2 separate regions of the Homo sapiens genome follow, and region 2 is linked to region 1. Evidence: chromatin loops called from intact Hi-C (ENCODE). Cell type or tissue: B cell. All regions are shown on one strand. Each heading gives the region's core, and the rest is flanking DNA. Links, peaks and the distances in the headings are about the cores only. Region 1 overlaps MIR4432HG (MIR4432 host gene). Region 2 overlaps BCL11A (BCL11 transcription factor A).

The links. A loop is a pair of places that touch in the nucleus more often than their neighbours do. Peaks named below come from ENCODE experiments on the same cell type or tissue, not always from the same donor. Only the 100,000 strongest peaks of a DNase experiment are listed, where the experiment ranks them.
Region 2: it touches region 1 in a loop (2.5-fold over the local background); 2 of 110 quality-filtered maps call a loop at or near these places.

Annotation. Positions count from the first base shown.
Region 1 is chr2:60,345,026-60,360,797 of GRCh38, reverse strand. MIR4432HG (MIR4432 host gene) reads left to right here. Exons shown (of 2, transcript NR_132992.1): 2 at 950-1,582. Among named protein-coding and RNA genes, the nearest start is that of MIR4432, 35 kb to the left of the region's middle. RefSeq lists enhancers at 7,097-7,146, 7,287-7,366, 7,847-8,346, 9,117-9,196. In B cell, for the core only: no CTCF peak of the experiment used is centred there; DNase peaks (open chromatin) are centred at 6,847, 8,177, 8,847, 9,777 and 4 weaker places; H3K4me3 peaks cover 3,441 bases; H3K27ac peaks cover 8,000 bases.
Region 2 is chr2:60,490,543-60,506,314 of GRCh38, reverse strand. All of the region lies in intron 2 of BCL11A (BCL11 transcription factor A), which reads left to right. Among named protein-coding and RNA genes, the nearest start is that of BCL11A, 55 kb to the left of the region's middle. RefSeq lists enhancers at 6,112-6,321, 8,745-9,354, 11,908-12,407, 12,408-12,909 and a silencer at 6,962-7,031. In B cell, for the core only: no CTCF peak of the experiment used is centred there; DNase peaks (open chromatin) are centred at 6,438 and 7,384; H3K4me3 peaks cover 1,095 bases; H3K27ac peaks cover 8,000 bases.

The DNA of each region.
Region 1 (15,772 bases), core at 3,294-11,293:
AAGGCATTAGATATTTGCAGTTGTGTTATCTGCAATGTAGGAAGGGCAAAAGTCTTGGGTCAATTTTAACTCTTCTTAGTTTACGAAAATGTCTGGAGTACATATAGGCAACCCATAGTCATTTGGGGACTTGTCGTTTGTGTGTGGATTATCTCAGCTTCTTATGTTCCACATTTCCACTTACCTGCTTTTGGACATTTCTTCACTCATTAGGTTATTTGTGATGAGTCAAATCCCAAATACACAATCCCAGATCAGGCTCAAGAAAGACATGCAGAGTATGTGCTCTTGGCAAAGGCCTCCTGATTTCCACAGGGCTTTGACCCCATGCTCGATGTGAAACTCCTTTTCCCGCTGAATCTGCTGCACCAGCATGGGTCTCAGGATTCCCTTAACCCTCCGGTTCAAAGCCAGCCTCAAAGCAGTCTAATAGTCCTCTTAGTCCTTAGCCCCACACTCTGATCTTGGTCTGTCAAGTTTCTCTCTTGGAACAAGAGTAAGCACAGATCCTCAGGGAAGAGCAGGCAAAGAGGAAATTTCTCTTTGAGGCCAGAGAAGAGTTGATCCAGGGTGCCCACTCTTGGCCAACCCTCAAAGGTAGTGGTCCCAGGCTCATCTTGCCCCTCCATGGCAAGTGGGTGCTAAGTGAGAAGCATGAATAGATGAAACCCCAAATAGCACCCTGAAGCAGACATCCGCACTTCCTCACCCTTCTCTCCTCATAGGCAGAAACTTGGGGGTGGGAGAGGGGGAAGAATTAGGGTAGCAAGGCAGGCATGTTGGGGGCAGGGTTGGAAGGAAGTTTAATGTTCGGATGTGTCAAGTTTCTCCTTGTGGCTGGAGTGTGAGACTAATATTTTGCCCCTACCAAAGGAAGGCCATGGCTGATAGAGACAATGATATTACATGCAATGCTTCTTTCTTTTCTTTTTTTTTTTTTGGTTCTTAGGTGTGGCAAAATGGCTTTGTTGTGGTGGAAGATGAATTGTCGTCTCAAGGGGGCAGAGGACTGCCTGTGAGCTTCCTTAACATGGAGCCCGAAACCGGTGTTTGCACAGTCCTTGAGGAAAGGGTTTGCTCAGCAAATTAACAGTGTGAACAAGACTGCAGGAGGGACCATTTACCTACCTGAGAACAAACTGTTTTCTAGCTCTTCAGCAGCACCACTTACGCACAATTTTCATGTGCTAATGGCAAGTGATTATTACCTAGTTAGTGAATATACGTGGAAGACATAAAATAGCCTTTACTATCCCCTGGTTGAGACAACTCGCTAACTCAGACTTGCCAGGTGCTCTGAATTAGAGAGGTGCTACAGGAATGTCCTCTCGGATTTTTGGCGTTGAGCATGCATGCATGTGAGCAGGGTGCCATTTCTTCAGAAGAAAAATAAATGACAACATTCTGTTTTGGGGCTTGAAACTGCATGACTGAAAACATAAAGGTGACAACTGTGATATGCTTTTTTAATGAGGGCAGAGATGTCAAGAGAAACCAGCCTTCTAGGAACAAAAGAATACTCTGTCAGGTGCAGTGGACTTAAGACCTTTTTCTCTCTTGGAATAATGTCCTTAAAAATAACCAAATTTTCCATTCAATAGAAAAATGTTCATCCCTTCCTCCCCATCAATATGAATTGTTGTCTTGGAGCATGGGGCACTAGCAAGCCATATTGATTTTGGAAATTAAAATGGGAATGTTGAAGAGCGTTTTCAAAGAATTATATGGGATTTTAGCCATCTGAATGGCTTTCTTTTTAGGGTCAGTGAGAGTATTCTGGCTAAAATGTAGCCCATTGCTTTAGAAATAGTTTCCTTAATGTCTTTCCTGTCGCCCCTGCTGGGTCTGTGCAGGAAATGTAAACCAACATACAATATGTGTGTTTATTTTCATGTCCCATTTTATGGGAAATTGGATGGGGTATTCCACTGAGGCTTCAGCTATGATGTGTTGACAATATAGGGGGAGCAGGGAAGACTATTGCTGAAAGAGTTTACAAGGGAAGAAGGGGGTTCTATAACCTTTGAGAACTATGGGGAAGAGCCAGGCCTGCCAGCGAGAGCTCCGTTACTCAGGGGCCAGAGGGAGGCATTCAATAATGAAACCGGCTGGTGAGTTGCTCATCCATTAAATGACATCCTCACCAGCCAGCCCCAGTTTCCAGCACAGTTGGGATGTTGTGCCACACCTCATCTTGTGAGATGTTATGTCTGATACTGTGTGGTCTTCCTGCCTCTGCTGGCCATAGGAAACTCAGGCTACCAAACACCCAATCCAGAGTCCATAAGGGGTCACTAACTGGGTGGGGGGCAGAGTTACCCGGAGGACCCCTGCAGGAATGCAGAGGTTAGAGATTGTCAAACCAGTCATATCCTGGCCTTGTGCAGGTGGTGGCAAAACTGAACCTTTTCCTGGGATCCTACTGGAAAAGCAATTTAAAAAGTGCCTGGGTAGCACGGGGCCTGCTCAGGGAGTGTGGGTCCGTGTATTTCCTGTAAAATGTTTGAAATCTCAGCGTTAGGCCCATCTGTAAGACAGCAGTAGGTGTCAGTGGGAATACATGTTTTTCCTGCAGAAGAAAAAAGTTAGCATGTTTGCATTTTAAGCTCATAAACAGCTGCAGCCTGGACCGCCATGGCAAGCACGTTGGGGCTGGAGGAGCTGAGAGCTGCTGTTTGCCGGTGCACAGCAGCAGTTTCCAGTTGTAGACTGAAATATTGTATATATCTCCAATTTCAATAGGACTTTGTTTTGTGTTTCTAAACAAGGAAATTGAGGAGTGTCAAATTAATTTTTTAGTCCTGGTCATTTTTTAATTCCAGTTGGCCAGCTCGGCCTGGATTTGTACAAATACCGATTCCAGAAAATAGTTGAAGTACTAAACTTAGTAAATAAATGTGTTTATCTTTCAAATAGATTCAAGATGAAATACCCAGCACTTCTCCAGGGCATTTCTGTCCCTGCCTATTCATTTTAGCAGCTTGACCAAACTAATTCCCTTCCCTTAGTGTAATATTTAAATGGACTTCTGGCATCTGATACATTGCCTGCTGCTCCAATTCCCTAAGAAAGTCATTTAAATAGATTTTGACTATCTTGCATCTACTATAAAGCCAGTCAACTAAAAATCCTGGTCACTTCTCTCTAATTTTAGATGAGCCATGTGGAATTATTGGCTTTTGAGAAAATTCATCTTATCAGAGCTGAAAGTTTTGGATTTAATTTTTAACTATCTTTTTTTTTTTCTTTCCCAGCAAGAAAAATGAATGAAAAGACAAATAAGAAAGTGTTGCCATACAAAGTTAGCGAGCTGTCAGATAGATATAACTACTAAATGAAAGTCCACATTAAACTTTTGGGGCAAGATTCTCACTCCGCCTTCCCTCAACTCCAAGCCTTTGCTCCACTCCACTCATGCCCAATCTGAGAAAGGAAAAGAAGCAAGTTTGACACGTATCCTGCCTTCCAGGAATTTGCGATCCAGTTGAAGAGACAAGCTCTACCCATTCAGAGGGTGGCTTGTGTGATTTGGGTTTTCTGCTAGGCACAGGATGAGGGGTGCAGAGGGGAGTGGGGGAAATAGATCCTTATGTATTGGCTGGGGACCAGGACTTGGGGGTATTATAATAAGTTGGCCTGAAGGAATAGCGAGAGGTGGGTATGTGAAAAGCAAGCTGATAACAGCATAGAGATGGCAAATATAAGGGGAAAGTGGCCACAAAAGTGAGCAATGGAATGCCAGGTGCAGTGGCTCACGCCTGTAATCCCAGTACTTTGGGAGGCTGAGGCGGGTGGATCACAAGGTCAAGAGATTGAGATCATCCTGGCCAACATGGTGAAATCCCGTCTCTACTAAAAAAATACAAAAATTAGCTGAGCGTGGTGGCACGCACCTGTAGTCCCAGCTACTTGGGAGGCTGAGGCAGGAGAATCACTTGATCCTGGGAGGTGAGAGTTGCAGTGAGCCGAGATTACGCCACTGCACTCCAGCCTGGTGACAGAGTAAGACTCCATCTCAAAAAGGAAAAAAAAAAAAAAAGTAAGCAATGGAGAGCAAAAGGTGGAGGTGGTGGACAGGGACTCGGCCAGTCTGACTGCATCCCCAGAAAGAGAGAGGACCTGGTGGAGAGTGTGGGGCTATGGTGGGGAGGCCTGGAGTGTCGGGCCAAGGACTTTAGATTTTTTGTTGTAGCCAGTGGGACGGGATTGTCATGAGATGTGGTGGAGGACACAGAAACCTGAGGCAGAGAGGCTCCTGTTCTCCACACTCTGGGGCCTTGGGTGGTGCTTATGTTAAATCATGACATGAGTCACCAGAAGGAGAGCCACCCAGATGCGGGAGGGCAGAGAATCTCTCTGAGTTGGGAGTAGGGAGAGAATGCTGCAGACTGGAGTTGTCTGGGAAGGTGTCTTGGAAGACGAGGATTTTGCCAGGTGAAAGGGAGTAGTAGGAAAGTTATGGTATTTTGAACCATCTTCTACTACAGGAAGATGATTATTAAAGCAGCACTAGACCCTACCTTGGCTGTCAAGATGCATGAATAAAAATACACTTGTCACCATATTTACTTCCTGTTCCCTTTCTTCCCGTTTAAAATAGTAATTGATGCTTTCATTTTTTAAAACAGATGTTCTCCATTTTTCAGCATGTTGTGGGGTTGCAGAGTATGCGTGGGGCAGCAGCTGGTGATAACATCTTTTATTTTTTAATTTTCTGGCTGTGGATTGGAATTAGAATCAGGATTTAGAAATGGGGAAGCCGTGGCTTGTGGCCTGCATCCTGACGTCTTACATTACATCTCAGGTAGCAGTTTGTCCTTATGAATCAAACCTGCCATGCTACTGACAAATAGGAGGTATTTTTATATGATGTAAGTTATACCTGCTTGTGGTAAAACAAAACCAAACCAGAAGGTTTCCTTTTCTCCTAATTTGTCTCTCCAGAGGAAACCACTGTTAACAGTTTGGTTTATATCCTTTCAGTCTTTTTTCCTTTTCAGATAATAACAGTGGTAAGAACTAACCTTTACTGGGGAATCTGGACATGCCAGACACAATTCTAAGTGCTTTACATATATGAACTCATTTAGTCCCTGTGCCAGTCCTCTGAGGCAATATGACTGTTTTCCCCATTTGAGAGATAAGGAAACTGAGATGTTAAGTAATTTTCTGGAGCTCACGTAGGTAGTAGGCAGTGAAGCCAGGATCAATATCCAAGTGTTTTGAGTCCTAAATCTGTGCTCTTAGTTATGACTTTATGCTGCTGCCATGAATATGTATAGTGCATATACATATTACTACCTAGTTCTTAAAAAGATGAAATCATACTATAAGTGTTGTTCTGTGGTTTGCTTTTTTGATAAACATTAATACTGGGGACATTTCCCCATTTCAGTATATATAAATTTAATTCTTTTTAAAATGTACCTACAATTATACTGATGTAGCATCATTTTCAAAAACGATACTCTTCCTTCTGGCCATTTGGGTTTGCTCCAGATTTTTGCTATTATAAACAATATTACAGTGAACCTCTCAACAATAGCAGTAGCAACAACTACCATTAATCCTGAATAATGTGCTTACTGTGGGTGGGGTCCTATTCTAAACCTTTTCCATGTATAAACTCATTTAAACATACATCTTTATATAAGTGGGCTAGTGTTTCCATAGGCTAGATGCCTGGAAGAGGGACTGGTAGGTTAGAGGCCAAGTGCATTTAAAATTTTGATTGCAATTTTCCTCCCCAAACAGGCAAGTATTTATTAAGTGTCAGCTCTAAGTGCAACACCCTCTTAGGCATTCTTTGGAATGCACAGACACATGAGATAGGGGCCCTCCCACAGGTTTACAAGAGTGGAGAGACAAGCTGGTACAAGTCGCCAGGTGATGAAAACAGTCATTCCACAAGGCAAAGCTGGTGGCATATGCTGGGAGCACTACAGGTGTGTAGAGAGCAGGGAGGTCTGTGAGGGGTGGAAGGTATCAGGGGGAGCTTCAGAGAGGAACTGGGGCTGAATGAGGCTTGGAAGGATGGAAAGATGGAGGGAAGGGGTTGGAGAGCAATCCTGGGGAAGGGCCAAGAAGAACGAGGCTTAGGCGGGAGGTGGTGTAGTTGAAGAATGAGACAGTGAGTCTGTGGGATTGCCATCCTGACTGAAGCAAAGAGTGTGTTTTGGGAACTGGTCAGCCAGCCGACCATCAAGAGAAGAGTAGAATAAGAGTAGAAATGGACATCCACCTGTCACATGACTAAATTGTTTAACCCAAATAAAAGCTAATCAATTAACAAATAAAGCTAATCAATTAGCTTTATAAATGAAGCTAATCAGTTGCTAAACTGTGCTCTATTCTTCTGCCTTGACATAAGAATCTTTGACCTGGAACAGGTTTGAATTTAGAATTTTCCACTCCATGGACTATGGCACTGGAGGGTGGTGAATTACATTTCCCGATCAGTGCCAACAGAAAGAGAATAGGGCTTGTGATAATCAGATATATTTGCCCAAATCACTTGGATAAGTTTTTCTCCTCTGTCAATGCTGAAGCACGCTGGTGCTGGAGCAGGAAATCACAGCCCAGAGAAGGTGAGCAGGTGCCCTGTTCACACAGAGCTTGGAAGTTCTAATCTCTGACCTGAAGTGAGACATTGAAATAGAAATCTTTCTCTTCCTCCTCCCTCCTTACCCTACCCCCAGCCAACAAAGAAAGAAATGCAGGTGCATTTAACTTTGCCTGTAACTTTCTGTTCTGCAATGAAAATGGCCTCCTGTGTTTTTGTTTCACAAGCACAATTAAAAGTCTAATTTCAAAGCTACAATAGGGAAGCAAGGGCGTCAGTAAGAAACCCAGAACTTGATGCAAATAATTGAGCCATTTTTAATTTGTTCAGTGTGATCAGGTAGGGGGAAATTCTATATTTAAATATAACCAACCACCTTGAACCTTGTATGGAAGTAACTGTGTAAGAAATGTTTGGTAACATGTTGCTGAAGTTGTAAAATGTGTACCTCCCAAAACAAGGATATTCAAAAGTTAAGTTTCTCACGGTGATGTTAACACATCCGCATCGCGTTGCACATGCTGTACAATTCTGCATCATAAAAAATGGATTTACAAGCTTAAGTACTACTCGGGAATATTACATGTGTGGAATGTGGCTGGGTTAATGTCACTGTGAGACCCTTAGCCGTTGCCAAGGAGGTTTCCTGAGCCTCAGCTGGGGCCAGGCGGGGGCAGACTGGAGAAAGCCGCTGCTGCCTGGGCCTGCAACTTTGCCTAATGAACAAAAACACCATTTTGGCCTCAAAGATCTTGAGCTCCACAAGCCACAAATCACAACGAGGAAGAAATCAAACATTAAGGTTTCTCTCGGATTATTATTGACCAGGACGGTCTGGAAATTATAGGATCTTTCTAAATGTGGGCAGGGGCTTCCGTGAGGTCCAGCAACACAGTGGCATTTGCTTTTACTGCTGCTATTTCTCTGTTTCTGGTTTTACTTACTCTGACCCCTCTCCACACCAGAGCCGGTGTGAGAGCTGCTGTCACCTGGCCTTTCCCAGAGCTGGAGGGAGTCCCTGGGGGACGAGTTGGGTGGCAGGTGATGCGTGTAGACTAGGATGTGAGATTAACTCCAGTCCGAAAGGGCCCTGGGATAAATTACACATGTCCGAACATATCCATAGAGGAGGAGTTGAGTGGAAATAGGCTTCAGGGGCAGCCAAAGAGGGAAAAACATGAGGACATTGTGTGTGTGTGTGTGTGTGTGTGTGTGTTGCTGTAATGATGGGAGGGAGGATGCAAGGCAGGACTTACGGGTCCTAGCCAGCTGTGCTGCACCTGGTCCGTGAGGCAGTGTGGAGTCCACCGAAACGACCCTCAAGCCTGATGCCAGTTCCAGAAGCCCAGTCGGCAACTCTGCCACCTTACACTCCTCTCCCCGTGGAACTGCCTGGGGGTGCTGGCATGGGGACATGAGGGATGTCTGACAGGAGAAACAAGCATTTCAAGAGTGTGTGGTTGGCTTCGCTGTCCTTTGGGGGGAGGAACTGGAATCAGTCAACAGGCAAGTAAGTTGTTATTGCACACCTTTTATGTATTCTGCTGGGCCGTGGGCTGCGGAGGGCACTAAAGGGGTAGAACATCCTGCTCCTCTTGAAGACGCCCAGCCTTTGGTCCCATGACCTCAGGCACATGCGTAATCTAAGCGGCAGCCCAGAACTCATGACGGGTGCCCAGTTCCTTGATGCCTCCTGAAGGAAATGCTGCAAGCTGTTCAGAGGATGGAGACTGCATGGGGGTGTTCGTAGGCAAGGAAGGCTTCAAGAAAGAGGCAGCTCTGAGCTGCTTTTCAAAGAAGAGAGGATTTAGACAGGCAGAGAGAAGTGGGGATCACTCAATAGAAGTAAATTCCACAAGCTCTGATCTCTATCCCTAATAGGGAACGGGGCTCCTAACAATAGCTTTTTTTTGTGGTCTGAATTCAGGCCCGACTCCCAGTTCCAGCCTGAACACTGGTCAGCTGAAGACAACGCTGCCACCTTCATCTCTTCCCTGCCTGTCCTGCTTACAACAGTTGCAAGAAGTTTATACCCACATTAAGCCCCCAGAGGCAGGCTGGCAGCCAGCCTTCGCCACTGGTGCAGAGAACTGAGTCAACCACCCGGTGTTCCTGGCTGCTCCCCCTGAGAAGCTTTCCCACCCTGTTCCCTGAGTCGAGAGTCTTGGCTGGGCACCTGCTGCACTGTGGACGTGCGGACGCGGCCTCCAGAAGGGGGAAGGGAGCCCTGGCTGGCTTCTCTGAGACGTGTTGAGTGGCTTGCCATTGAAGACTGTTTCCTCACTCAGGCAGCTGCATGCCCCAAGTGAGTGACTTCCTCTCTCTGGACTCAGTTTCTGAATCTGTAGACAAAGAGGGTGGACCAGATGGTCTTGGAGGTGCCTTCCAGGTCACATCTCTCCTGTTTCTAACAGCAGGTGGAAGCAGGTGAGGAGGGCAGTCGGGCAGAGAGGAATGGAGAGGAATTCCCCCACAGAGGCTCTTGGGAACCACACAATTCCCCATTCTGGTGCCACCTGCTTCAAGGATGTGAGTGAGAGCAGTGCTGGCCTTGAAGCCTACATCGGTGGGTAGTCTAGCCTCCCTAGATGTGTCCTTAGGTGTCATGGGATCCATATCTGGATCATCAAGGAGACCTCACTTAGGCTTCTCTTGACTTACCAGGAAAGGCTAAGTCTTGCTTCGGGCAGGCAGCTGCCTCTGGGGCCCGGGCCTGTGGCCCCAGGGGAAAGAATTGTTGCCCCAAGATGCTCATGCAATGTTGTGTGACTGTGGCAAGGCTGTGCCATTTTAGCTGGGATCAACACGCTAATGGGCACAGGTCCAGGGGGAGTGCAGGTGCCTTCCTGGGTGCAAAGTGGCCCTCATCCCCATAGCACACAATGTCTGCACAGCTGAGGCTGGAAGGGACTGGCTGAGGGCCGTGCTGGTGTGGGCAGATCCCTGGAAGATCACCTGGGCCATCTCCTCATTCTAAAGATGAGAAGAACGAGGCTTGGAGAGGATGAGTGTCTTGTTGAGGGTTGCACAGCAAGTTGGGGACACAGCTGCAGGAAATCCAAGTCTCCTGATTCCTAGCCCATGATATTTTCTCTCCCACCAAGTTGAAAGGCTGAGGTGATGGGAGGCCTGGCATACCACAGATGGAAACTTGCATCGTTGCCCCCGGGGCTCAGATGATTCTCTAAAAATGTGTCTGAGGAAGTGAGAGTGCAGGGCCTCTCCTCACACGTTGGAGCTGTAAGTAGGGCACGTGCTTTCAGCTCCAGGCAGGACTGGAGAAGGTTATGGAAGGGCAGCCAACCAAGAAGCACTTATTTAAGCATTTTTATGTGCCTAGCCCTGAGCTAGGCATAGTAGGGCATAAAGGAGCTTTGAAGGACCCTCCCAACACAGCAATTTCACTGCAGCTGGTGAGCAAATTTAACTCACAAATCAATTACAAAAACAACCTCATGCAAGCTACTGTTTGTGTAATAAAATGTAAGAACATATATTTGTATTTGCGTAAAGGAAATCTGGAAGGATATAAAAAGATAATAAAAGTGTTAACTAAACAGTTACGTGATGGGGTGGGGGTGAGATTTTTGTCCTTTGTACCTTTTAATTACAAAATTATTTTGAACTATGTGAATGCATTTTCTTTGCAAAACATTAAATACAAACAATAACAAAAAACCCAGACAACTAAATGTGAATTGGGTGGCAAGGGGCCAAAGGGATTTGGGAAAAGCAGAGTTCAGAAGATGTCATAGAGCTGATCCAGGTTTCTGGAAGGCCAGAACTGGAAGAGACTGTTGGCGTTATTTTGTCCAACTTCCCATTCAATGCTCGTGTGTTTTGTACAACAGCCAAGACATGGACCTTCGAGAGTCCCTCACTCAATAATTCCTAAATGCTATGGCATGACAGTGCTAACCTAGGGGTCACAATGCACAGATAGGTCGGTCCCTGTCTCAATGGCCTTATGTTCTCCAAGTGTACCCTTGACTGAAGTGCCAAGGAGATTCTGATTCCTAGGGAAAAACAAGAAACACAGGAGTTAAAGGGCTTGGAAGGAGGATAGAATTAGGGAAAGCAGCAGAGTTTAGTTAGGATTTGAAATAAATCTCAAAGGAGGGGTCAAGTTTTGACAATCGGAGGACAGGAGTACCAGGTGGTAGGGATATGGATAAAGATAGAGATAGAGGCATGTTCTCAGGATTAGCAGGGGACTAGGCCAGGTAGGGTGGAATAGTAGGGTGGGAATCTGGGTGAGTATATGTTGTAGATTGTATTGACTGTCAGTTTGAGCTTTTTTTTTTTTTTTTAATTCAATAGAACATGGAGAACCAATAAAGATTCCTGAGCATGTGCTTGAGTCATTCTTCTTGAAATTCTCCAGTGAGTGGGAACTCCCTATTTCATCCAAGAACTCATGAGGATGAGCTTCTTGGAAGCAGTAGGAATTGATCTGGGGCTTCAAGGATCAGAATGTCGAAGGTACTCTGGGTGGAGGGAAGAACGAGTCTAGTGTTAATGCGCACTGGGAAAGGATTTTGAGCATGAGAGAGCATATCCATGCTGTGCGTTGGGTAGACAGCTCTGGCTGTGCTATCTAGGATAGGCTGGAGGAAGGGTTGCTTGAAGCAGCATGACAAGTTAGGAGTCCCTCACAATTGTCCTAAGAAGAGATTCTGAAAGCCTGACTTAGGAGGTAGTAATGGGAGTGGAAAGGCACACTGGAAAGACTCATTCCTCTCCTATCCCTGAGGTCCTCTTTGCTTGGATTAGAACAAAACAAAACAAGACAAAACAACCAACAAACTTCTGACTCACTTGCCAGTCTCAAGGGAAGAGACTATCCTTAGCTCAACAGTCCAAGATCTCTGTTTACTAGATATTTTCCTGGGTCATTTCTTTATTTCCTGTGCCACTGGCAGGGGGTGGCAGCTGTGGTCACCCTGGCCCTGGTGTTTTTTGGCATTTTGCTGCAGTTTAGATTGTGTTGATGGTAGGATAAACATTTCCATCCTTGGGCATCTTGTTCCATGCCAGAGGAAAGGTACTCAACGGTGTTGAAGCCACTGATACAGCTGGCCTCAACCTTCTCATCTTGCATATGAGAAAATGGAGGTCCGGAGAGTTAAAGAACATGTTCAAATCATGTGGGGAGAAGTGGGGACACAGGAGCAGAATTTAGTCCTTAGGTCTTGGACTTTTTTTTTAAGTATACCTTGCAGTTTTTATTGAATAATGCTAGTATTTACTGACCACATACTATGTGTCATACACTGTGTTAAAGCCTTCATTAATTTCATTTAATCCTCTTAAGTTGCTATAGGTAGGGACTATCATTATCTCTATTTCTTCAGATGACAAGCTGAAGGTCAAAGAAATTGAGTAATTTTCCCAAGGTCATGTAACTAGGAAGTTGCAGAGTCAGAATTTGAATCCAGGTCTATCAGACACCATGTATCTGTCCAAGTATAAGGAACCCCCTGAAAATTACTTATTAAAAATAACTCTGACATCTCCAGCCGAGTGTGGTGGCTCACGACTGTAATTCCAGAACTTTGGGAGGCCAAAGCAAGTGGATCACTTGAGGCCAGGAGTTCGAGACCAGCCTGGCCAACATGATGAAACCACAGCTCTACTAAAAATACAAAAATTAGCCAGGTGTGGTGGTGTGTAGTCCCAGATACTTGTGAGGCTGAGGCAGGAGAATTGCTTGAACCTGGGAGGGAGAGGCTACAGTGAGCTGAGATCATGCCACTGCATTCCAGCCTGGGCCACAGAGGGAGACTCCATCACAAAAAAAAAAAAAAAAAAAAAAAAAAAATTAAAAAAGAAATTGTGACATCTCCAATAGAAGTTCTACTTTTAAAACATTTACTATGTGAGTAAATATATAATGAACTCAGTAATGCATTTAGGTGAACTTGTATTTTAATAATCAGTATCTATAAATGTTATGGAATATATACTTTTGGAAAATAATGTTGTGAATTCATGCAAGACATGATGGAAATGAGTTTTAGAACTTTCAGTTGGGTAGAGGAGGTAGTAGGTAAGGTGGGGAGGATGGTTGCTTACGAAGTACATACAGTAAGGGGTCATCTCATTGGAGTGAGTTTCTAAACCTTTTCAGGTTTCTCATATAACCTGACCCACCGGTGTAAGGGTATGAATGAAGTCACACATTTCACTGGCTTGTTACTCCTACCTGCAGAATTCATGACCTCAGCCCCACTGCAATGTTTACTAGTACTTCTGGAATGCACAGAGTAGCATCACATGTAAACAAACTTGGACCTGCTGCTGGGCTCTGTCTATTCATCGTGTGTCTTGCCATTCTCCCTGGTGCCCTGCCCCATGTCCATGTGCTCGCATGTACTGCTGTACCGGAGGCTGGTGGTCTGTGGAAAAGCAGAGGGAGGGATGGACAGGGAGGCCTTAGTAATCTTTGTTAGAGGTATTTGTTAAAGGGGGTCCCACAGCAGGGCTGCTGGAGCACCAATGAGTTACACAGCTTAGAAAAAAAACAGCTCTTTCCAGTTTTTAATTGAGTATAACTTATATTCAATACAATGCACAGATCTTTAGTGTTTAGTTCAATAAATTTTGATGATTGTATATGCCCATGTGATCAAAAAAGTTATAGAATATCCCAGAAATTTCTTTTATATCCCTTTAGAGTCAATTCCTTTGTTCCCCAGAGTCAATCACTTTCTAATTTTTATCATCTTAGTTTTCTCTAACTTCTCCTAAATGGAGTCATACCATACATACTTTTTAATGTCTGGCTTCTTTAACTTGGAAATATGTTTTCAAAATGCGTCCAAGTTTTTGCATGAATCAATAGTTTATTCTTAATACATACAGTTAAATTGTATTCCATAGTATGGATGTGCCATAATTTGTTTTTCTGTTCTCCTATATTTGCATAGCTGGGTAGTTTCCAGTTTTTGACTATCATGAATAAAGCTGTTATGAACATTCTCTTACAAGTCTTTTTTGGAAGCCTGCTTTCATTTCTCATGTGTAAATAGTAGTGAAATTGCTGGGTCATAGGGTAGATGTCTATTTAACTTCACAGGAAACAGCCAAACAGTTCTCCAAAGTGGTTGTACCATTTTATATTTGCGCCAAGCAGTATAAGAGGGTTTTATGTCCTCTGTATTAACTTCAACATTTGGCATTGTCAGTGATTTTCATTTTAATTATGCGAGTAGGTTTGAAATTATGATTTTGATTTGCACTTTCATGATTATTTTGAGCACCTTTTCGTATTTAATTGACTCTGTATATCTTGTGATATTTTAAAAAAGTCTTTTCCCTATTTTTTTAATGGTGTTGGTTTTGAAATTTTTGGTTTGTAGGCATTCTTTATGTATGGTGAATACATGTCCTTTGTCAGATATTTGTATTGTAAATATTTGTTTCCAGTCTGTGGACTGCCAATTCAATTTCTTAAGGGTGTCTTTTGTTGCACAGAATGGTTTTTTTTTTTTTTTTTGATAATGTTCCAGTAACTATGGGTGCATAACAAACTATCCCACATATTTGGCTTAAAATAATGAAAACATTTATTTTGCTCATTAATCTATATTTTTGGTAAGAATCAGTAGGGATAGACTGCTTTTGTTCCCTTTGGTGTCAACAACTTTATGGTAAGCCTTAAAATCATGTAGTATAAGTCCTCCAACTTTGTTATTCTTTTTCAAATTGTTTTTGATATTTTTTGCCCATATGAGTGTTAGAATCAGCTTGTGAATTTTTCAAAAAGGCACATGAAATGTTGATCTTAATGATATTGAATATGTAGATTCATTTTGAGAGAATGTGCATTTGACAATATTTTGTCTTCCACTTCATGAGCATGACATCTCTACATTTATTTACCTTTAATTTTTTTCTGCAATATTTTTATGCCCTGTACAGTTTTCAGTATTTTTATTTCTAAATGTTGAATGTTTTTTGATGATATTGTAAATGGGATACAAAAATTATTGTCCATTTTTTTATTGGTACTGCATAAAAATTAAATTACTTTTAAAATTTTGGTCTTGCTAAATTGATTCCGTAAGGTTTTCTACATATGTGATCATATTATCTGCAAATAACAATGGTTTAAATTATTTTCTGGTATTCATGTGTTATATTTCTTTCTCTCTTTTTTTTTTTTGGGCTTATTTCACTGGCTATGACTTCTAGTATAATACTGAATAAAAGGGGTAAGAATGGATATAATTTCCTTACACAATGTTTTTGTTAGGTTTTGGTATCAGAGTTATATGAATGTCATGTAACAACTGGTGACATGTTCCCTCTTCTAACTTTTGAAAGTGCTTATCTAAGATTGGTATAAATTCTTCCTTAAATATTTACATAATTTATTGGTGAAGCTGTCTGAGCCTGGATAGTTTTTCTTGGTAGGTAGTTTATTATGAGTTTAATTTCTTAACAGACATAGGACCATTTAGATTTATTTCTTCTTACTTCAGTTCCGGTACATTTTATTTTTCAACAAATGTTTCCATCTTGTATAAATTGTTGATATTTTGGCATCCACTTGTTTATAAAATCTTCTTATTATTCTTTTAATATCTTTAAAATTTGCAGTGATGTCTCTTCTTTTACTCCTGCTTTTGGTGATTTGTGTTTTTTCCTCTTGCTCGATTTTGCCAAAAATTGATCAGTTCTATTAATTTTTTCAAGTATCCAACTTTTAACTTTTTTGTCTATTTTCTGATGTATTTATTTCTGCTATTAAATTTTATTATTTGTTTTCTTCTACTTAATGTTGCCTTGAATTTGTTATTTTTTTCTTGCTTCATTTTTTTTTTTGAATTGAGTTGTTGCTCTGTTACTCAGATTAGAGTGCAGGGGCATGAGCACAGCTCACTGCAGCCTCTACCTCCTGAGCTCAAGTGATCCTCCTGCCTTAACCTCCCAAGTAGCTAGGACTAAAAGTGTGTGCCATCACACCCAGATAATTTTTTATTTTTCAGTTGAGATGGGGTCTTACTATGCTGGCTAGGCTGGTCTCGAACTCCTGGCCTCAAAAAATTCTCCCTCTTCAGCCTCCCAGAGTGCTGGAATTACAGGCATGAGCCATCGTGCCTGACCTTTTTTTGCTTCTTAAGGTGAAAATTTAGGTCTTTGATTCAGTCCTTTTTTCTAATATAGACATTTAAAGCCCTAATTTTCCTCTAAGTCCAGATTTAT
Region 2 (15,772 bases), core at 3,229-11,228, 150 kb before region 1:
ACAGCTGGCCTGTGAAGGTGACTCTTCCTCTGATGCAGAGAGAATTAAATGAGGAGGCCAGAGCCCTAGCTGCTGCCTCCCCTCCATGCCCTCAGAGAAAGTGGGAGTGCTGGCATTTGGCTAACAGGACAGGCTATTTTGGGCCCAGGTGTTCTTTCTGACCTCTCTGTGATTTCTATGGTGGGTGTCAAAGGATGGCTGGGAAAGGGGATTTTTAGGTGTGCTAACATCCCTTGCCTATGAGTGATTCACTATCTTCTCGCACCATCTGGTTTCACCCGGGCTGCAAAGCCTAGTGTGGTGTCCCATACCCTGCAAAGCCCTATTTGGGTTATTTACCAAATGCCACCATGCCATCTCCACAGCATCTGGCAGACGAACCAGGTGGGGCTGCTATTGCTTCTGGGTATTTACGGGATGCAGATTTTTCTGCCCACCGTTGTTTTGGGAGGGATTTCCCCCTCCCTCAGGTAGAGTTGTTCTCAGAGATATCTGTAATTGGCCCTTCCCATTTAAGAGTCAGCCACGAATGATTTATTCTAAAATGATAGACCCAGGTAGAGAGGTTACCCACCCTCCGTCACAGAGTGGCCAGCTGTGTCCCCTGCTTCCGGGAGGTGGGAATGCATGTGGAGGGGTCGTTATTTCCTAACTCTCTTGCTCTGGCAGCCTGAAGAGCTGTCTGTGCCCTGAACAACAGCTTAGGGAGCTGGAGGAAAGAGAAGGAGGTATGCATTTGAGGGAGAGAGGCCCACTGGGTTGGACAAGAAGGTAAAAGAGGGCTGGTTTGGCCCCTAAGGGAAGGACAGGAAAGCACCCGCTTGTTCCCTGTGTGGATGCAGTGTTTGTCCAGCTGAAGGCAGCCTCACTCGGCTGACTACCTGATGAGTGATTTTCCCCAAGCTGACAGCTGCTCCAACACATTTCACCTACAAGTCCTGACAAAGTGGTGTGTTCTTTTGGGGCTGTTATTACTGCAGCAGGCATTTGGAACAATCTGGAAGAATGGGGTGCCAAAGGACACCCTTGAAGCCGTTTCTGAGTATCCGTCCCTTCTTTTCTCTCCGATCCTCTAGCTTTTTTGGCTTATGAAAAATTGGGCCCATCCCTTTCGAATGTCCATTGTGCTGTTAGTAATGAGGATACGGATAAAATCACATTTTTTTTTTGAGTAAGCCCTTTGAGGAGTATTGTCAAATTGAGACTCACCTCATGAGTAACCCTGTGAAGAGGCAGGAGAAAGGGTAGTTGAAGCTTAGAGAGGTTAAATGGCAGGTCTGGTCTCATGCAGCCGCAGGGGTAGACTAGGGATTCTGATCCAGAACTCCTTATACTTCTGGGTCCACCCCACGCTTCCACAGCCTGCACACAGGGTAGGGAAGTTGTGGCTTGCAGAAGGCTGTTTTTTTGGGGGGACGCTCTGTTTTAATAGTTTGGAGCAAGGAAGCTAGTGGTGGGCGCTCACTGGTAGGGGAGGCATGTGATAGGAATCAGTTTGATCTTTTAAGCATTTTCAGGGACAGATATGTACCTGATATTCCACCTCTCTATATAATTTCAAGACTTGATTGGCATTGTCCCTAAGCACCAGTAGAAAGCTTGAAGAAGCTTCTCAGTAAATACATCAGCTGTATTTCCAGGTGAGCAGTACCTGCTGAAATGCTGAGAGAACGTTCTGACTAGGAGGGCTTGGGGGAGACAGAGACAGAGTTGGCTGTTTCAGCAGACTCATTCTGCTATTTGCTTTTTGCCTTGGAGATTATTTTTTCTGGGTGTCCCGATGCTGAGCTCCCACTTCAAGAAGAACATTGGTATAAATTTACAAACCAGAAGTAGTCAGAGGTTGACTTTTTTGTTCTGTTATTCCTTCTTTGGGAGAGCAGGCTGGCCAGGAGGAAGGTTCAAGTGTGTCATATCCTAGCATTCAGATAGGTGGCCTCCTCTGCCTTTTCAGTGGGTGGCTGGGCTGGGTGAAATCTTGCAGTGACTAAGAAAGGAAGGGTGGACCCAGGCAGACCCAGAAGGTACTGCATCTTCATCATTGATCCTGCATGCGTGCCGGTAGGCAGCAGTTCTGGAATTGCTGGGGAAACCACAGTGCAGCATGAGCCCTGGGGCCTGCTCTCTTGTGCCCGGCTGAGCATCTCTGTTCTGTTTGGGGAGTCCTGCCAGGCAAGTGTGAGTCAAAGAGGAGACCAGGGCCCTATGTCATGGGGGCAGTGTCGGCTGAGTGGTACTCTTCAGAGTTCTCAGAATGTGCCGCTCGAAGCCATGTAGGCTTCCAGCAGGCTTCTAGCAGATGGGGTTTTGGCTGGGTTGGGCCTTAATACTCAGTGTCTTTCATTCCCTCTCTGCCCCCTCGTTCCTTTCCTGCATTTCTTGCTTTCTTTTTTTTCTAGAATCAACGAAGCAGCCAATAACCAATTTTCAGGAGGTTTAGATGAATGTGAATTGCTGTTTAATATAAAAATTTTATTAAAATAATAAAGCTCTGACAAAAGATCCAGAATATTGTCCCTTGCAGTGGGCTTTAGGGTTGCATCTTGGCTCCTAAATCTTCTAGGCGGGTTAAATTAGTCCTCACAAAATGTCACATTTCCCTGGCAGCTATAGGTTTCCAGGAGGGTGAACAAGGGCCATCTGGGTGTTTGCTGAGGGCTTCTCAGTCCTGGGTAGGAACTGCTGGGTGTGGAAACCACCAAGGCTTTGTAAGCCTGAAAGAGCCACTGGTATTGGGAGCTTGGTCTGCACTCAGACCTGAGCGCCACACATTATTTTCCCAGATTTGGGCAATCTAATGGATAGGAGGGAGGGTTATGCCCCATCTGTGAATAGGTGGAGGAGAGGGTCCAGAGAAAATTGTTGCAGTGCTCAGAGGAAGCAATAGCCTACTGTCTTCCAGGGACATGTCTGGCTCCTGGAATGCCTGTCCAGGCTGCGGTGGGTGGCATGGGTAAGGGTTTTTAATAAAAAGTCACAATGCCTGGAGAAGTGAGGCTCCTTGCAGCCACCTGCCTTTTCTGTCTTGGGTCTCCTGGTTGGACCCCATTCTGGCTTTCCACCTGGTCAGAGCCTCCTGAGGCTGCAGAATGGGGCTAACATGATCAAGGGTGATGTGGCTTCTCCATCTTGGGACTAGGAGTGACCAGGTTTAGAGAAGGTGGACTCATTCCTGCTCCCATTGCCAGGACAAATGCAGAGTGGATCTGGGTCTGTCCCTTCCACACAGACACCTTCATTTCAACACATTCCGTGTGTATTAAGATGACAGACACGTTGGTTTTGCTCCAAGCCAGTAGCCATCCCCCTAGACAGCCCAGGCCTTAAAAGACAAGGAGGTGTTTGGACAAGAGCAAGAAAGAAGTCTGGCTGTGTCTTCTGGGAGCCCCAGACAGACCAGTGTTCTTTCTCACTGGTTCACTCCTTCCCCAGCTCATTTTACCCACTCGAGACTTGATTCTCTTAGAGATTAAGTACCTCCCCTGGTCACATAGTTTCTGGGTGACAGGACTAGAATTTATTTCTTTTGATCACCAATTGAGTGCTCTTTCTGCTCTACTGTGCTACCATGATCAGAGGTAAATTTGTTTTTCTCTGATGATGATTGAAAACAGTTTTATTAACATATCAAGAACATTACAACACAAAGAGTTTCTGGTTTAAAAAATCTCTTTTCACTGGTATTTCTTAAATTCATATTTTAATATTAGAAAGCATGGGATTGGGTGTGAACACTGCTTTTGGATGTTGGAGGAAGATAAGAGAAGGAAGCTGGCTCTTTCTTTAGGAGCAATACCTGAGATCCCAGAATTGTATGTACAAAGTGTGTGATGGCAGAGCTCAAATCTGTGCTAGCGAGAAACCCCCTGCTACTCTTCTGAATCTGATGAAGAAGTTATTCTGTCTGTGCAGTTTTATTAGGCTGAGACTTTTTCCGATGGTTTATTTTTCCGTTTGCTCACAGAATGTAGAGGAGAGCCAGGAGGGAGCTGACACGTTCACACTGTTTACCTACTCCCTGACTTTGGAGCTCAGCAAATCTGCTATCCATCATTTTGTTTCACCAGCTTTTACAAAGCAGGATCATAAACTGTAAGCTCATTTGGAGGGACCTGATCTCTGATTGTTGCTTTGATAAGTATCTATACAAATATTCATATCATTCTGATAGTCTTGAGTTGCATTGTTACAACATGCAAACCTCTCAGTTTTCCAGGACTTCTGGTGGTACAGCTTCTCTGTGGAGTGAGGCATATTTTTGGTCTGGCCTTTCCTCCCTGAAGCTCTGTTAGCCTGAGATTTCACCTAGTGCAACACAAGTTGTGTAGAAAGAAACATAATACTACTTTATTCCATAATTCACTAGTAAAATAATTAGAATAAAAGGCTGTTTTGGAATGTAGAGAGGCAGAGGGGCTGATATAACTTCTCAGAATGCATCTTCCTGTTTTCCCGTCTTAAATTTTTATGTGAGATGAGCACACTGCTGTAATTAAGAAAGCAGTGTAAGGCTGGGCGCAGTGGCTCACGTCTGTAATTCCAGCACTTTGGGAGGCCGAGGTGGGTAGATCACCTGAGGTCAAGAGTTTGAGACCAGCCTGACCAACATGGAGAAACCTCATCTCTATTAAAAATATAAACTTAGCCAGGCATGGTCGCACATGCCTGTAATCCCAGCTACTCAGGAGGCTGAGGGAGGAGAATTGCTTGAACCCAGGAGGCAGAGGTGGTGAGCCGAGATCACACCATTGCACCCCAGCCTGGGCAACAAGAGCGAAACTCTGTCTCAAAAAAAAAAAAAAAAAAAAAGAAAGCGGTGTCAGTACTTGCAAAAGGCCTTTCCCTCTTGCCACTCAGGGAAGCACCCGAAAGAGAACTTACAAACCAGGTAAAGTATTTGGAAGTGATTAATCATATTACAAGAGTGTTCTTCATTTCCCCCAAAGGACCATGGCTTCCTGTGACACTTACCTGTGCTCTTATAGATATTAAAGACAGAGCCACTGGACTGTGAGCTCCTTGAGGGCAGGGAATGAGGCTCATTCCATTTTGTTCTGGCAAGTAGCACTACAGGTTTGGACCAAATGAATTAAATTGGCTGCCATTGAATCAAAGCAGAATGAAGGTAGTGTTTCTGAAACAATAATATAAATAAGTGCAAAATTGGATGTTTACCAACAACTTTCCAGAAACAGGTCTTGTTTCAGAAGATGTGCCAAAGATGTCTCATGTGGGCAGGGCTCCTGTGGAGACCTCTGTTGCTGAGTGAGTCAACCATGAGGTCGGCTGAGCAGTTCAGGGTTCTCCCATTTTACAGAGGAGGATGCAGCGACCCAGAAATGCTTGCAAGCCCACCCAGCTAGGCTTGCTTCACAGACACTCTTTTAACTAGTTCCATCAGCAACCCCAGGTTGGCCATACAATGTCATCATACACATTTTACCAGTGAAGAAACTGAGGCTTGGAGAGGTTAAAGAGCTGCTCCCAGACACACAGCCAGGAAATTGGTGGTAGATGAAGGATCCAGCTCATCTGTCTAACTTGGGAGCCTGAGTGTTCATCTTACCTATCCACCAAGGCTTGAAGTGAGGTGCCCCGACTGTGAGTTCCAGGTTTGATGCCTACAGCCCATCAGCCTTATACCTTGTCTTATACCTTAACTGGTGGAGGGTGCTGTCTCTGTGTAGCAGCCACCAGCCTAGCTCTGAACCCTGTCCTGAGGAGTTGGGAAGTGTGGGGTGTCTGGTTTATTCCATCAATACACGTAGTCCCTTCCATTCTTCTGCCATTTTTTCTCAGGGGCTCTCCTTCCTTCCCTGGCTCTTGGGTAGGCTGCCTGCTCTGATGTAAGTTCCTGCTGGGATGATTGCTCTGGCCAGGCCCCCAGCTGCTCCCTGCCCTTCTCTGAAGGCACATCTGTCAGCCCACAGAGGCACGGTTAATGGTGGCGGGGAAGCAGAGGCAGTGCATAATGGGGGAACTGGCCCCGGGAACCTCACCTGCCCTATCCCTACCTGCCCCCTGTCCCCTCCCCGCCTGGGCTTGACTTGTCCACTTTCACTCTCAAGACCACCGCTCTCACACACAGGTCCTGTGCTGCCCCCACAGCTTTGCAGGCTGCTGGTTTTCCATCCAGGGCACAGCCGCAGGCCTCTGGGCACCCTAGCCCTCAGTGCCCAGGGCAAAGCCCTGACATGCAATCTCACTGGCAGGCAGCCTCAGGCAGGCCTGGGCAGAGGACCGAAAGGAGGAGAGGAGGGAGGGAGCTACAGTAGAGCAGACAGGAGACAAACACCAGCTAAGAGTAAACAGCCTGGCAGTGGGGTGAGTGCCTGGCTGGAGGGGCTCACCTGGGCTGGCCTGCCTGGGAGGAGCCAGGTCGGTGGCTGCTCTCTCCGAATCTTAGTCCTGCTTGAGGTCTAGCAGCTTCCGGAGCTGCACATGGGGCTTGAGGTCTGGTGCTTATGGATTAGGAGGAAGAGAAGACAGATGGCAGAGTACCAGGCAGCTTAGGAACATGTCTCCTTCCACATGCTGTGGCCCAGGTGCTGCCCAGAGCTGTTTCACAGCAGCCTCTCCACTCAAGGTTGAGCGGTTTCCTTCAGTGCTGTCCACCCCTTTGGTCCGGGGAGCTTCATGTTCCTGGGCCTCACTGACACCTGCATGGGGTTGGTGGGGAGGTATGAGGGGTTGGAGGGGTCTTTTTGCTAGCCCTGGCCCGTGGCAAACACTGTCTTGAGAAAGTGGGACGTTGAAGGAGCTTGGACTCTAAAGTCAGCTACACATGAGTCTTTTCACCTGCTGGCTAGGTGGCCCCGGACAAGTCAATCAGCCTATTGGGCCTCAGGCTCTTTATCTATAAAATGGGGCTAATTTCCTTTTTTGCCCCTGGGAAGAAATATCACTTAGAGGAGTTACAGAATGTGCAACCTTTCCCAGGAGTATTGCTCCTGAAGGAATAAGGCACGATGGGCTTTGACTTCAGCCTCCAGCACTGTGGCCCAGAAGGGTATGGCTGGGCAGGGGCGTCACACCCCTGCAGCTCTGTGGGAGTGACGGAAGGGCGCTATCCACTCGCCTTGCACATGGCTGTCTTGCTCTACCAGGCCTTAGGTTCTGTGGCCAGATACTGTTCTCCAGCTCTTTGGCTTGGGCCCCGAGACCAGAGAAGATAATGGCAGCCCAGAAACCTGAATACTGGGGAACACATTGTAGGGTGATCTCCCAGAAAAGCCAGCGAGAAATGGACTGTAGCTGTAGCATTCTTCCCTTTGGATGCCTGTGTGGGGACAGAATCAGTGGAATGGAAAATGAAGAAGAAACACTGGCCCTGCCTCTCATCAATGCCCCCCCACCACCCACCACCACCACCTGCTTCCTGTTCTATTAGACAAACGTAGTTTCTGGATGAGTTGGACAGTCATCTGAGTTTGATCAAGATTTACAGGTAATTCAAATGTATGTATAAGGTACATACATATTAGTACATCCATCAGAGAGGCTTCCTTAAGCCACAAGTCTCTAGCTCCTCAGAGAACTGGCAGTCTGGCTGGGTCTGTACGAACTTGGACCTATAGATGACCTCACTGGTTTCTCCCCTTGTCACCTCATCTGCCTGCTTCCTTCTCTTTACTGATCTTATGTGAGTAGGTAGAGGGGTCAGATCACCTCTGCTCAGCTCTGCCCAGCACACTAAGCCTATTTGCTATTAAAATTTGAAAAACAAATGCAGGTGCCAGAGGTGGCTAAATAATGAATGTCCCAGGCCAATTCTAGGAAGGGAAGTGGGTATGGGGCAGCCCATTGCCTTCCTGGTACCAGGATGATGCAATGCTTGGAGGCTGTGAGCTCCCCACCTTCTCAGGGCACACCCTGTGATCTTGTGGGACCCCTCTGTCCAGCCCAGCCTGGGTGTGCATCTTGTGTGCTTGGTCGGCACTGATAGGGGTCGCGGTAGGGAGTTGTCGGCACACACTGCTGCATGTCCTGTGAGCGGTCCCCAAGGCTGTGCCCAGCCTTCAGTGTCCAGGGCCTCTTCTGACAGGCCCTGCTGGTTATCACTGTTGGCATTATCTCCACGCACCACTTCTGTGCCCAGGGCTGCTGGGTCACCTTAAGGAGCCACACACCCGTCTACATAGAGGCCCTTCCTGCTTGGGGTCTGACCCAGTTATCCCCTCCACACCTCCATTCTCCCAGACTTTTGACTCACCCCAGCCCTGCTAAGAGTGATGTCCTCCCCCAAAGAGAAGACCCCTGCTCTTGAGGGTCTGCCAGGTGGGTCCCTCATCTCCCCACCTCCATGGGCCTCTTGGATTTTGTGCATAGCAATCTCTGCAACACCCTGACCTTTATGGGGTCATCCTCGGCCAATGAAGCGGTGGGTCCAGGCTCCCCCTTCTATCACCTGGCTCACTTCCATCCTGCAGAGGAAGCTTGGTTTCATTTAGGACAATGTGCAGGATCCTTTTGATCATTTCTCTACTGGATCATCAGCAAAGGGAGAAATGAGACAAAAGAGGCCACTGAGTCCTTTGGGGGAAATATGTGCCTATAGTAAGGTGATAGTTCAGAGAAAGAGAAGAGTAGGAGGCTGGACCTGAAGGCCTTCCAAAAAAAGTAAAGGATGTTAAATTGCTCTGGAAGGTGCAAAGTGCCATCCAGTGGAAGCTATTATTATTATTATCATCATCATAATGGTCATTATCATCACCATTATAGGATATGGCACTGACGTAGGTAGTGACTGGTAAGAGCCGATTGAGTTTCTAGCTGATTCCTGATGTTAGGGGCCATGAATCTGTCTACCTGGAATGTTCTAATTCAATTCAGGAGCGGCAGTTTAAGTCTAGACTTCAAAGCACTCTCATATATCCTTGGCCTGCTAACCTGAGGGCTAGTTTCTAGGGATTGATTAACTTAAAGACAGTTCATATATGCTTGAATACTAGCTATTCATATTCTGAAAAATCTGACTTGATCAAACAGAGCAGTTAAAGGCGATGCTTCGTTTTACAAAAGATTTTCCCCCCTCTTTACAAAAGGATGCACAGTGGTATTCCTTTCAATGGAATGTTTCTCTAGCTCATTAAGTGTTTACAGGTCATTAGCTACTGCATGGAAGGACTTTGCTAGAGAAAAGGAAGGCTGCAAGGAAATAGCTCTAGCTCTAGCTCTAGCTTAGGGGATGCTAGCTAAAGGGAATTAGAATTGGTTGGCCAACAGGTGTCTGCGGTGTACTCCCTGTCCACTCAACACTGGGGGAGGAGTAGAGATCTTGCTTCCTTCCATGTGAGAGCTTATAGTCCCTTTGGAATCCAGATTTATCGTGAAGTAATCGTGAAGACAGAAATTAAGTGCTACATTGTGTTCACTCATCTCTTATGACTGTCCATGGGGAAATGGGTCCTGCTTTACAAAAATTCAGTTTGCATGCTGCTTTTCAGGCCTATGACTGTGACATCCAGTGAGGGAGATTTGAGGAAGGGGTTGATGTAAGACTCCTCTTGGGAGCATAGTGAGAGAGAGAGAGAGAGAGAGCACTCACAGTGGAACCTAGAGTGGGAAAGGCTACCTGGTGGCTGTCCTGGCATGTAAGTAAGTCTGTGTGGTCAGGGCTTGCATTCCATAAATGGCCCAGGCCCCTGCTGGCTGCTGGGAGAGAAAGTCGGTGAGGAGAGAGGGTTGTACAAGGCAGGAGAGATGTACTCACCAGGCTCTTCCAGAAGGGGTAACTGTCTCAAATCCTTGCCTTGAACCTGCAGCAAAGTGGAAGATAGGTGTTATCCTCCTCTCTTCCCTCTTTCCTGCTTCAGGCTACTCTGAACTCACTTTTGCTGTGTGTCCAGAGCTGACCAGAGGACAATGGCAGACTTATTGTCAGACTGGCAGCACCAGCCTAGTGCTCTGTCTCTGCCTGGGAAATGGTTTCACAAAGCTCCAGTTCTGCCCTGGACACTTGCCTCATAGGGCTATCCCTTTGCCCCTCAGTAACACCACTGGGATGGTCCACTCCCACCCTGTCCCCCATCTGTGGTAGCCTGTGTTGCCTCGTGGGACAAGGCATTCTGTAAACGTGTATTGGACTTCCATTGCTTAAGTCATGATTTGTTTTTCCGACTTCCAGAACTTTCCCGGTTCTGGTTTTCTGGGATTTCATGAACAATTCCCTGTTTCCGTAATCCATTTCCTGCACAGGTGCATTGCTTTCAATCATCTCCCCTCCGGTTATCCTAAAGCCTTCATTATCAATTGACTTTTCACATATGAGGGTGACCTCTGGATCCCTTCTCTTTGGTTTGTTTGTTCTCTTTTCCAGAGCTGCAGTATGTTTCTTAGGTGTTTTAAAAAATAGCTAAGAATAGTGAAAACACCCTTGTAATTTAGAGACTCTCAGAAAAATGACAGCACCATTTAGAGCCTGGAATTACAGTTTGACTTCACTGTGCCTTCTCTGCCCCAGGCTCCCATGGTGGCAAGGGTTTTTGGTTGGGGGAAGGGGTATTGAATTGCCTGTCTTTGAGCAGGAAAAGAATTACAGTTTTCCAGGTACCTTTTGTGTGTATGTGCTGATTGAGGGCCCATTGAGAATATTTTGACTTTTAGGGAAGCTCCAAACTCTCAAACCACAGGGATCACAACACATACGTGTGTCTGTTATGACGTTATATGTAAGCATCACAACAGGCAGAGAATGTCTGCACCCCACCCTGGAAAACAGCCTGACTGTGCCCCATGGGCAAACCAGACTAGTTTATAGGGGGTTCTACTCTGAGGTACTGATGGACCTTGGGTGCTATTCCTGTGATAAGGAAGGCAGCTAGACAGGACTTGGGAGTTATCTGTAGTGAGATGGCTGAAAAGCGATACAGGGCTGGCTCTATGCCCCAGGTGTGCATAAGTAAGAGCAGATAGCTGATTCCAGTGCAAAGTCCATACAGGTAATAACATAGGCCAGAAAAGAGATATGGCATCTACTCTTAGACATAACACACCAGGGTCAATACAACTTTGAAGCTAGTCTAGTGCAAGCTAACAGTTGCTTTTATCACAGGCTCCAGGAAGGGTTTGGCCTCTGATTAGGGTGGGGGCGTGGGTGGGGTAGAAGAGGACTGGCAGACCTCTCCATCGGTGGCCGTTTGCCCAGGGGGGCCTCTTTCGGAAGGCTCTCTTGGTGATGGAGAATTGGATTTTATTTCTCAATGGGAATGAAATAATTTGTATGCCATGCCGTGTGGACTCCCAAAATTGTAAAGGAGGTGAAGCTTCCCCTGTCTGCACTCTCCCCTCCTCATAATTGTCCATTTTTCATCTGTCGGGCTGTCCACCCATCCATCACATATAGGCACCTATCAGGTACCAGCTACTGTGTTAGGATCTGTGTTCCCAACTGACTTGCCTCCCCCTGACGTCATATTCTTTTCCTTTTTCCTCTCCCTTTTCCCTTTTCTTCTGACCCAAACTAGGAATTGGGGAAAGGGCCTGATAACTTTGTTTCTGCTGAGGTGTAACTAATAAATACCAGGAGGCAGCATTTTAGTTCACAAGCTCGGAGCACTTACTCTGCTCTAGGAACTTTACAAATACGCACTCATTTTATTTTCATACAAACCCTATGAAGCATATACTATTATTATTCCTATTTTACGGATGAGTCCATATTTTAAATTCCAGCTGAAGAAAGAACATTTGGTGATAAATCATTAGGAATGAGCTAGGAGTTATTTGTCATCACAGAACCAGTCTGTATTGCCCCAAGTCTGGCTTTGCCAATTGGAGATTAGGGAGATGGAATGAACACTTTTCGTCCCCTTTGATATCTCATCTCACTGAGCTCTGGGCCGTTTCCACTCTTCTCTCCCCATACTCCCATCTTGGCAAAAATTGCATAAGATTTATAAGACATTAGGGTATTGGAGATAATTTATTACAACCTCCTTGTTTACAGAGGGGCAACCCAGGTCCAGAGTGGGGAGGTGACCAGGCCATGGTCACTGCCCAGTTTAGAGGCCATGCACAGATGAGAAGCCAAACTCCCAGCTCCCAGCCCACGTCTTCCCACTCTCCCATGTGGCCTGTCAGCATCACCCTCTCTCACTCTTGCTTAGCCTGTGTAGCTCAAGGATGTATTTATTGCCCTAGGCGTAAGAATGTGCTCAGGTTTCTTAAGTAATGTAGGTGTGCCTCACCCATGGGGCTTCACTTTCTCTCTGTTTATTGCCAGTAGTGGTCTCTGTTCTGTTTTCTTCAGTTTCTCCCCCTTGCATTGTTGTCTAAGATGGCTGTCCTGTCTTTTGTCCACTTCCCCTCCACTCCCCGTACCTTCCTTTAATCAGCTTCCGCCACTGCCTGAGGCCACTCAGCTCTGGTCCCACTGGAGGCCCTGTCTCCCCCAGGGGTCCTTCTGCTTCCTGTTCACCTCTGATCCCCCAGCCCTGCCATGGCCAAGCTGATGAGGATGGGGGAGGGGGAGGCAGGGGGAATCTTAATTTCCTGCACTGAAGCTTTGCTGTCCACAGCACTGGGCAGCAGCTGCCTCCCTGGAGTGTTGTGTGAGACCTTGATGCTGTCTTTCTTCCCAAGGCCTTTGGCAAGGTAGAAGTCATCTCCTTGACTCTCCATGCTGCTAATGGGGGAGGTCAACTAAGTCCATTTCTGAGCTAGTGGGGGCTCTTAGGACTCCGAACACCACACTTAAGTTATCTCTGACCCAGAGTCCAATTTATTTGGCCTGATTCAAATGAATGCCCATTTTAAGAATGTTTTGGGGTCTCTTCCCATCATTTCCTTAGTGTAGTGGAGAGGTTTCTATTCGGAATAGGATGACATTTGGTAGCTGAGCCAAACAGATAGCTGGGATATAGGGTTTGGAGTTGAACTCTCCAGGGAATGGGGTGGGAGGGGGGCAGCCTGGAGGATGACAAAATGAGGGCTCCCTGGACTCAAACTCAAAACCTTTTCTGTGTTCTCGAAATGCCTTAGATGTTTACCTAAGAGAAATGTAGACATACATTCCTATAAACACATCTACACAGTGTCCATTGTAGCACTGTTCATAGTGGTCAAAAAGTGGTCACAACCCACATGGCAACCAATAGGTTGAATGGATAAACGCCCTATGGTGGAATACAACTCAACAGTAGAAGAATGAAAGAGTAACACACTCCACACCATGGATGAATCCCAGAATCATTCTGCTCTGTGGAAGAAATTAAACACAAAAGACGATATCCTGTATGAGTCCATTTGTAACAAATTCTAGAATTCTCAACACTGTGGTGGTAGGTGGGGGTTCAGTGGTTAGAAGGAAGGGGTCAGAGGGTTAGGGAAGGGGATTGACAGCAAAGGGGCATGAGGGGGCTTTCTAGACTGGTGGACGTGTTCTGTATCTTGATTTTGGTGGAGGCCACACAGCTGTATACAACTGGCAAATTGAATCCAACTGTACACTTAAAATGAATGACTTTTGTTGTATGTAAAGTATACCTTAATAAAGCTAAAGCGAAACAAAACAAAACACCCACCACTGGAGTGGAACCAAGTCTGTCTGTAACCTTTAACTGTTTGGGTCTCCTCAAGACTCTAGCCGTCTTTCAGGGTAGCACCAAAGTACATTTCAGGGAAATGAGAATGCCCTTTGTATTCTGAGATTTTATAGAAGTTGGTAATGACAGAGAGAGAGAGAGAGAGAGAGAGAGAGGGAGGCCCACTGAGATGGGGTTATCCACCATAAGCAGAGCATTTGGGTCTGAGAAGCGCATGAGTACTGGTGAGTATGTGAGGAAGGAGAGAGCAAGGGGAGGAAATCTGTTTTCCTAGAATTCCAGCAGGCTTCAAAAAGTAAAAAGGGGAGGGAGTACCCAACTAAGTTTTTTTCTTCCCTAGAAATACATTTATTCTAAACATTAGCCCAATTAGTTGTCTTTTGTTTGTTTGTTTGTTTGTTTTTGAGACAGGGTCTCGCTGTGTTGCCTAGGCTAGAGTGTAGTGGCATGTTCATAGCTCACTGCAGCCTTGATCTCCTAGGCTCAAGCCATCCTGTCACCTCAGCCTCCTGAGTAGCTGGGACGACAGGTGCATGCCACCATGCCTGGCTAATTTTGTAGAGATGGAGTTTCTCCCTGTTGCCCAGGCTGGTCTTGAACTCCTGGGCTCCAGTGATCCTCCTGCCTTGACCTCCCAAAGTGCTGGGATTACAGGCGAGAGCCACTGTGCCTGTCACCAACTCAGTCTTATTCATCAGTATGTCTTCTCCTTAAGCGGAGATGCTAACAATGTAGCATCTCCTGTGCTGAATTCCTGTAAAGTGAGGGTTTTTGTTTTTCCTACATCCATCTTCCTCTCCAGATTCCCTCTCAATTTCCAAGGTATTTAGCGTAAATGCAATATCTGAACTTCATTTATTTGGCAGATTTGTGTGGACTGCCTTTTCTGAACCTATTTGGGTGCTAAGGACTGTATGGATTTGGGTTCTTAACATGGAAAACGTCTGTGCCTGCGTAGTGTTGGGTCCTACCTGGCCACTTGGCTCTCAACACGGAGTGATGATGCCTAGGGTGTTTTGACGTGGGCAGTCAGCCCAGCCTGGAGAACTGAGGGGAGCATTTCTTTCTTTTTTTTTTTTTTCTTTTTTCTTTTTTTGGTGAGACGGAGATTTACTCTTGTTGCCCGGGCTGGAATGCAATGGCGCGATCTCGGCTCACTGCATCTTCTGCCTCCCAGGTTCAAGCGATCTCCTGCCTCAGCCTCCCGAGTAGCTGAGATTACAGGCATGTATTACCATGCCCGGCTAATTTTGTATTTTTAGTAGAGACGGGGTTTCACTGTGTTGTCCAAACTGATCTTGAACTCCTGACCTCAGGTGATCCTCCTGCCCCGGCCTCCCAAAGTGCTGGGATTACAGGTGTGAGCCACAGCGCCTGGCCGGGAGCATTTCAAATGATAGTTAGGACTTCCTTTTACTGTACTTAATAGCTGAAGGGGGCCAAAAGTGTCCATGTTTGCTGCCCTCTGGCATCAAAATGAGGTCCTTTTTAGTAGTGCTGCATTTAAAACAGCATTAAGAATACGTTTTTAGAACTTAGCTTTTTGCATTGAGGATGCGCAGGTGGCTGAGACTAACTTCTTTGCAGATGACCATGGTTGAAAGTCAGCTATAGAGTTGCACAACCACGTAGTTGGGCTTCACATATAGAAGATGTTGTCATTTTTTGGTAACTCTGTCAGACTTTACCAACCTGGCGCACAGTCTGGTTGGCACATAAACTTCACATTTGCTCTTCTCCAGGGTGTGGGGTGGCTGTTTAAAGAGGGTGGATATTCATGCTAATCTTTGTGTAGCATAACATGTTACTGCAACTTGCTTTTTTTTTTTTATCTGAAAGTTCAAGTAGATATCAGAAGGGAAATGTTTGTGGGTGCTAAGAAGGTTAAAATTACCATTTTGAACAGAAATGATATTTGGAAAAATAACTTCCCTTTTAGGAAGGTAAATCAGTCATTTATATGCTATTTGTTGAATTCCTAGAATATATGAATATCATGTCACATGCTGTGCTGGTACTTTCAAATATAATAGAAGCAAGTAGGAGAAAGAGTCCCTGTATTGAAGAAACTCATTGGGAACACATGAAATTAATTAGAGGCATAGAGGGTTAACCAGCAATGTAAGGCCTAGATATGAGTCAGGGAGTGGTGCATGGGATGAGTGTTCTATGAGGTTGGAGAAGGATGAGATTGATTCTTCTTGCTAAGGTGACTAGGTAGACCTTCA